Linked DNA regions of Mus musculus: region 2 is linked to region 1. A link is a loop called in an ENCODE intact Hi-C map of the cell type or tissue named here. Cell type or tissue: left cerebral cortex. All regions are shown on one strand. Each heading gives the region's core, and the rest is flanking DNA. Links, peaks and the distances in the headings are about the cores only.

Region 1 (2,903 bases), core at 123-2,622:
TGAAGAAGCAGAATAAGTGTTGGGTCTGGGGCCTGGGACCATGAACTCAGTTTTGACTCTGCCAGCAGAATGGACGTTGGTCCCGAGACAGCTGGATTCAGGCAACTATCTCTTAACATTCTAAACCAGAGTGTTGAGTTAACATTGTGACTTGCATCTGTCTACCCACTTTTGGTGGTTTAAGTTTTTGAGATGGGTTTATTAGCTCCGGAATCAAGATCTGCTTGCTTTTGCCTGAAGGGTGGATCCCGGGGTTATAGGTATATGACAGGCAGCACACCCAGGTGCCTGTTGCAAGTTTTATCTATGGCAAGTTGAAAGGCAGGAGGAAGCATTCATGTGTGTGTGTGTGCCTGTGCATTTTTTAAAAGACAGCCCTGTATAACCCAGGCTGGCCTTGAAATCTCGAATGTCTGGGAGAATGATCTTGAACTGTGTTGTACAGGACTGAGTCAAAACTACCACTGTTTTCAGCAAACTGGCCTACATCTGCTTGCAAAAGATCACAGCTGGGCAAGTTGACTTGAATTCCCTCATAGGAGGGCAGGGAGGGAGGGTCATGGGACCTTCACAGGAACAACCAGTCTTTCTCTTGCAAGCTGTTGTATGCAATTCTACCCTAACTGCAAATGGCCTTAGGGAGGAACTAACATATAGGAAGGGAGGGGCTAGTGGAGGGGTGACTATCTGCAGCCAGGAAGGAGTCATCATTCCTAGAGGGATTTCGAAGTCCTCCCCAGTATCCCCCATAACTCACTGCTTCTTCAGCGGGAACGGTGTTAATCATTTTTGGTGTGTCCTCAGAATTTTGGAAGCATTTGGTAGACGTTGTTTACACCTCACTAAGGAAAGGATTTTTTTTTTTTTTTTAAGCAACAAACACTCTAGGTCTTTCCTCCAACTCCTAAGAGTTGGTATTTTCTAGGTCCACCATACCCGCTTACAAAGTATCACATTTTGTTACATGGAACTGGGGTCTTGTGTCTTTCCTCCAACTCCTAAGAGTTGGTATTTTCTAGGTCCACCATACCCACTTACAAAGTATCACATTTTGTTACATGCAACAGGGGTTTTGTAGCTATCCTTAGACGACCTGGCACTTGTTAGGTAGCTCAGAGTAACCTCAAGGTCCTAGCAGTCCTCCTGCGTCCACTCCTGTTGAGTGCTGGGGTTAGCAGCTGGATTTAGTGTCTTCCTTTGAGACTAGGCGAGCTTCAAATCCATTATGTAAGTGAGCCTGGTCTTCAACTACGGATCCATCTAACTCCCATCTCTCAAATGCTGGCATTACAAGCCGCCGGCTCTGCTAATTGTGTGAGGTTTTCTAAAATCTGTCGGCTAGCTCCGAGTCGGCCGGTGTGTTCCTTAAACCCATCCAGCCTGCAAGGATGAAACCTTGACAGGTAGCTTGAGGCCCGCATCTACATCCTCCCTTGGCGCTGTGCCCCAGGTCCCCGTCACGCCTCTTTCTCTGACGCTGTCAGGGTTGGTCAAATGGGGGTTGGGGTGGGGGTGGGGGTGATCGGCGGGGACCAGCTTCACGCGGCCGTGGCGTCCTCCCGCCGCCAGGGGCGCTGTGGCAGCGCCGAGCCGGGCCAGACGCGGTGGCCGCCGCGCGCCTGCGGGGAGCTGCTGACCCGCTCCGCGAGCCCGTGTCCCGCACGCACCGCCGCCATGGGTAAGGGCAGCAGCCGGGGTCACCATCCTTCGCTTGGGTCACGCAGTCACCCGGGAACCGGGGGCTCCCGGGGTCTCCATGGCAACGTCCGCCCGCCCGCATCCCTGCGCCCCGCCCGCCCTGGGGCCTGGCGGCTGGGGTCGGCGGACGGGCGGGGACCAGGGCGTCCAGGGACAGGGATGGCTTCCCAGTCACGCGGATGCAGGGCGGAAGGCTGGGGAGGGGAGCGGTGTAGTGCCAGGAGCGCGCTCCGCGGGGCCCCCTTGCAGGCTGGGGGCGCAGAGGGAGCGGGGCCGCCTCTAGGGACTGCCGAGGAGCCCCACCTGCGGTCGCTGCTGCACAGCCGCTGTCCTAGGCTCCTCCGGTGCAGGTTACAGGTTGTGATGAACACTCTTAAAAAGAGAATTCTGCCGATTATTAAACGTCAGGTGGTTTCACTTCGGGAGCGGGGGTGGACGGAGGGAATCACACCTCGACGGAGAGTGGAGGAAAAGATGTGGCCATATCCTTCATCACCCAGCCGGGCTGTTTCAGATTGCGGAGGAAGTCAGCCTAAGAGAGCTGGGATGCAAACCATAGCCAAGTGCCAGAGCAAGGGGACTCTTGTTTTGTTATTCGAAACGGGTTCTCACTGCATAGTCCTGGCTGTCCAGGAGCTAGCTATGTAGACCAGGCTGGACTCGAACTCAGAGATTCCCTCCTGCCTCTGCCTCCCAAATTCTGGAATTAAAGTGTGTCGCACCACGCCCAGCTGTTTTGTTTTGTTTTGAGTGGGCCACTAAATTGTGAACGCACTGACCACCTGGGTTTGTCATTTACTTGAAGGTTGTTTTTGAGACAGGTCTCTCTATATAGCATTGGCTGCCTCAGAACACTCTGTTTAGACCAGGCTGGACCCAAGAATCACAGACGCTGGGACTACAGAAACAGCTACATGGCAGAGTTCTCTGGAGATTAATAAATGTTAGGTTTGGTTTTCACATCTCTTTTGCTATCTTCGCAGAAAAATATTTGTGCCACTCGGCAGTGTTTAGAGTGTTGGGGGAACAGCTGGTTTAAAAAAAATTATTTTTATTTTTAATGAGTGTGTACCTGAGTGTAGGGGCCTCCAGAGGCGTCGGGTCTCCCTGGAGTTGGAGTTAAGCGCTTACCACAGGTATGGGGAATTAACCTCTTTCCAGCCCGTACTAGAATTTTTTTCTTTCCTTTTTTTTTTTTTTTTTCT
Region 2 (2,903 bases), core at 206-2,705, 60 kb before region 1:
ACAAGTATGAGCCACGATGCCAAGCTATTTTACATCTTTAGGATCAGCAAGTCGGCACAGTGGGGCAAGGGTACTTTCTAGTACACCTAAAGGCCTGAGTTCCAGCCACAAGAGACACATGTAGTGAGGAGAAAAACACCTGACTCCAGAAGCTGTTCTGTGACCTCCACACATGTGTTCCCCCAACCACAACATGAATGAATTAATGCCTTAGCTGTTGTGTCAAAAACAGACAGTAGAGAGCAAGAGAAAGCAGGGAGACTGACTGGTCTGTGGTCTTTCTAGTGTATGGACAGAACACAATGTTCCCATTTGTGGCAGGGTGAAAGCTGAATGAACAGTATACTTAGGAGAGAAGATGGGGAGTTTAAATGCCTGTAACCTAGATGTCAGATACAAATGCCTAGCATTTGATAAGCTCTGAGGTCAATGGATCCCTAGTTTGTTTTTTTTTTCTCTCCCCCGACACCCGTCTCACACACAGAGAGAACAACCGAGACAGAGAGAGAGAGATACAGAGGAAGGGGGGAAGAGAGACACAGATAAAGATCACCCCAGGAGTGGTGGTGAAATCCTCCTGTACTCTTAGCACATGCAGGGTTGAGGCAGAAGTATCTCAGGCTAGAGACCAGGCTGGGCCATATTTAGTATTTAGTCCTAGGTCACAGATGTGAGGGTGATGCAGTTGCACCATCTGTCACTCCACTGATTACCAAGTTGACCTGCTGTCTTTTTATTTATTTATTTATTTATTTTTGTTTTTCGAGACAGGGTTTCTCTGTGTAGCCCTGGATGTCCTGGAACTCACTCTGTAGACCAGGCTGGCCTCGAACTCAGAAATTCGCCTGCCTCTGCCTCCCAAGTGCTGGGATTAAAGGCGTGGACCACCACGCCTGGCGACCTGCTTGTCTATGTGAGTGTCTCCTCCCCTCTTCCCACTCCATGTACATGGCTTCCAGAACTACATGCCTGTTTGGACAAAGATGACCTTCCCCTAAGAGAGAAGGACACCATCTTTGATAAAGGGTGTGGGAATAGATGTGTCACCCTGCTAGAATCTCCAAACAAGCCAAGCCTCCATAGCCGGTCCCGAGAAAGGCAGGGAGAGAGGAAGAAAAAGAAAAGAAGGAGAAATAAAAGAGAAAGAGTTTGTGAAGACAGCAGGTTAAAGAATTTATCGTGTGTGAGATCAGAAGATGGGAGTGGATCAGAAAGACAGGGAAGGCTGAGCTGCTTGTGTTAATGCCAGAGGCACCATACACACCACACACACACACACACACACACACACACACACACACACGCGCGCGCGCGCGCGCGAATCAAACCCAGGTATTCTACAAGAACAAGAGTGCTTTTAACCGCTGAGCCATCTCTATGGCTCTCAACATTTATTATAGTGTGTGCGCGTGTGGGCGCGCGTGCTGCCAAGTTGCATGTATGGAGGTCTAAGAATAATTTGTGGGAATCGACTGTCTCCTTCAACTAGGCCGGGTCTGGAGACAACTCAGGTCGGCCAGCCTAGTGACAAGTGCCTTCAGCCGTTGAGCCAGCTAGCTTGTCTAGCATTTTCTTTTGACACAGTATCTTTCTCTCTGCAGCCTGGGCTAGTCGGGAACTCACTAAGTTACCCATGCTGGTCTTGGTCTGGAGGTGATGCCCCTGCTTCAGAGTCCTGAGTGCTGGGATGACAGGCATGAGCTTCACTACATAGCTCAAGCGGGTCTTGATCTCCATGGTCAGGAGTCATCAGGTTCGCTCGTGCTGAGACTGCAAGCCTGAATTTACTGGTCTGGCTCAAGAGGCTCGCAAACCTTCAGCAGGAAACCCGGGACCCTGAGTGTCGCAGACCCCCTGGGTGACGCCCACTTCCGCCTTGCTCTCTTGGACGGGTCCCAGCGGCGGCTGCGTGCGTCATCATTCCTCGCCGCCGCGCGCCATGGGCATCATCTGGCCCCGCCCGCGCGGCGGCTGGGCTCCTGTCAGAGCCGGCTCCAGCCATGGTGCTGCCCAGTGTTTTGTAAGTTGGCAGCGGAGGCTCGGGACGTGGCGCAGGTCCCGATGGCGGCCCTGGTGGCTGCGGCGGCCCTGGCGGCGGCCGAGCCTGCACCCGCGGTGCCGCAGGCGGCTGGGAGCGGGGGCCCGACCTCACGCCGAGACTTCTACTGGCTGCGTTCCTTCTTGGCCGGAGGTCAGTATCCGCCGCCCGGACCCCGGGGCTGGGTGTTGAAGCCGGTCCGCGGGCCGATCAGACAGTCCCGAGCTTCTCCTGCTGCAGCACCCAGCCGGGCCTTCACGTCAGCCCCTGCAGCCGGGGCTAATCCCTCCGCTGAACCAAGCACCTATTTCTTAAGGTTGAAAACAGGATCCTTTAGGTGGGACATGGTGGGGACCACCCCTTTCTGTTACAAACAACACGTGTGACAGTGTAGGATTGGGTTTTGCTGTTTGCTTGAAAGGAAAATAAGTTTTGGAGGTGGAGGCCAGCTTGGGCTCGCGTCCCCTTCGCGTGAGTGTGCGCGCGCGTGCGGATAATGATTTGAGAATATTTAATGTATTCCCCCCCGCCCCCCCACCTCAAGAGCCTTATGTAGTTGACGCTGGCTTTGAACTCCCGATTCTCCTGCCTCTGCATCCCAAGTGCTGGAATTACAGGCACATGTCGCACAGTCCGTCTCTAGAGGCTAACTTTGAAAAATAGACTAGGATATGAGCTGGACATGGTGGAATGTGCCTTAAATCGCAGCACCAGGCAGATGCAAAGGTCGGCAGATCTTGAGTTTGAGGTCAACCAGGTCTTCATAGCAAGTTCTGGGCAAGCAAGGAATACAAAGTGATACCCTGTCTCAAAAACAAAATAAAATGACTAAGGATATTGTGCAAAATTGCCTACAACCGCCCAG

What was found. Hi-C counts contacts between places; a loop is a spot of excess contacts. Peaks named below come from ENCODE experiments on the same cell type or tissue, not always from the same donor. Only the 100,000 strongest peaks of a DNase experiment are listed, where the experiment ranks them.
Region 2: it touches region 1 in a loop (2.4-fold over the local background); 1 of 42 quality-filtered maps calls a loop at or near these places.

The regions. Positions count from the first base shown.
Region 1 is chr10:62,978,655-62,981,557 of GRCm38, forward strand. Rufy2 (RUN and FYVE domain-containing 2) reads left to right here and starts at 1,598. Exons shown (of 18, transcript NM_027425.4): 1 at 1,598-1,678. The coding sequence starts at 1,675. In left cerebral cortex, for the core only: a CTCF peak has its summit at 1,571; DNase peaks (open chromatin) are centred at 1,460, 1,839 and 2,131; H3K4me3 peaks cover 1,680 bases; H3K27ac peaks cover 1,495 bases.
Region 2 is chr10:62,918,691-62,921,593 of GRCm38, forward strand. It overlaps Slc25a16 (solute carrier family 25 (mitochondrial carrier, Graves disease autoantigen), member 16), which reads left to right and starts at 1,943. Exons shown (of 9, transcript NM_175194.2): 1 at 1,943-2,191. The coding sequence starts at 2,062. In left cerebral cortex, for the core only: no CTCF peak of the experiment used is centred there; DNase peaks (open chromatin) are centred at 1,482 and 1,923; H3K4me3 peaks cover 1,695 bases; H3K27ac peaks cover 1,174 bases.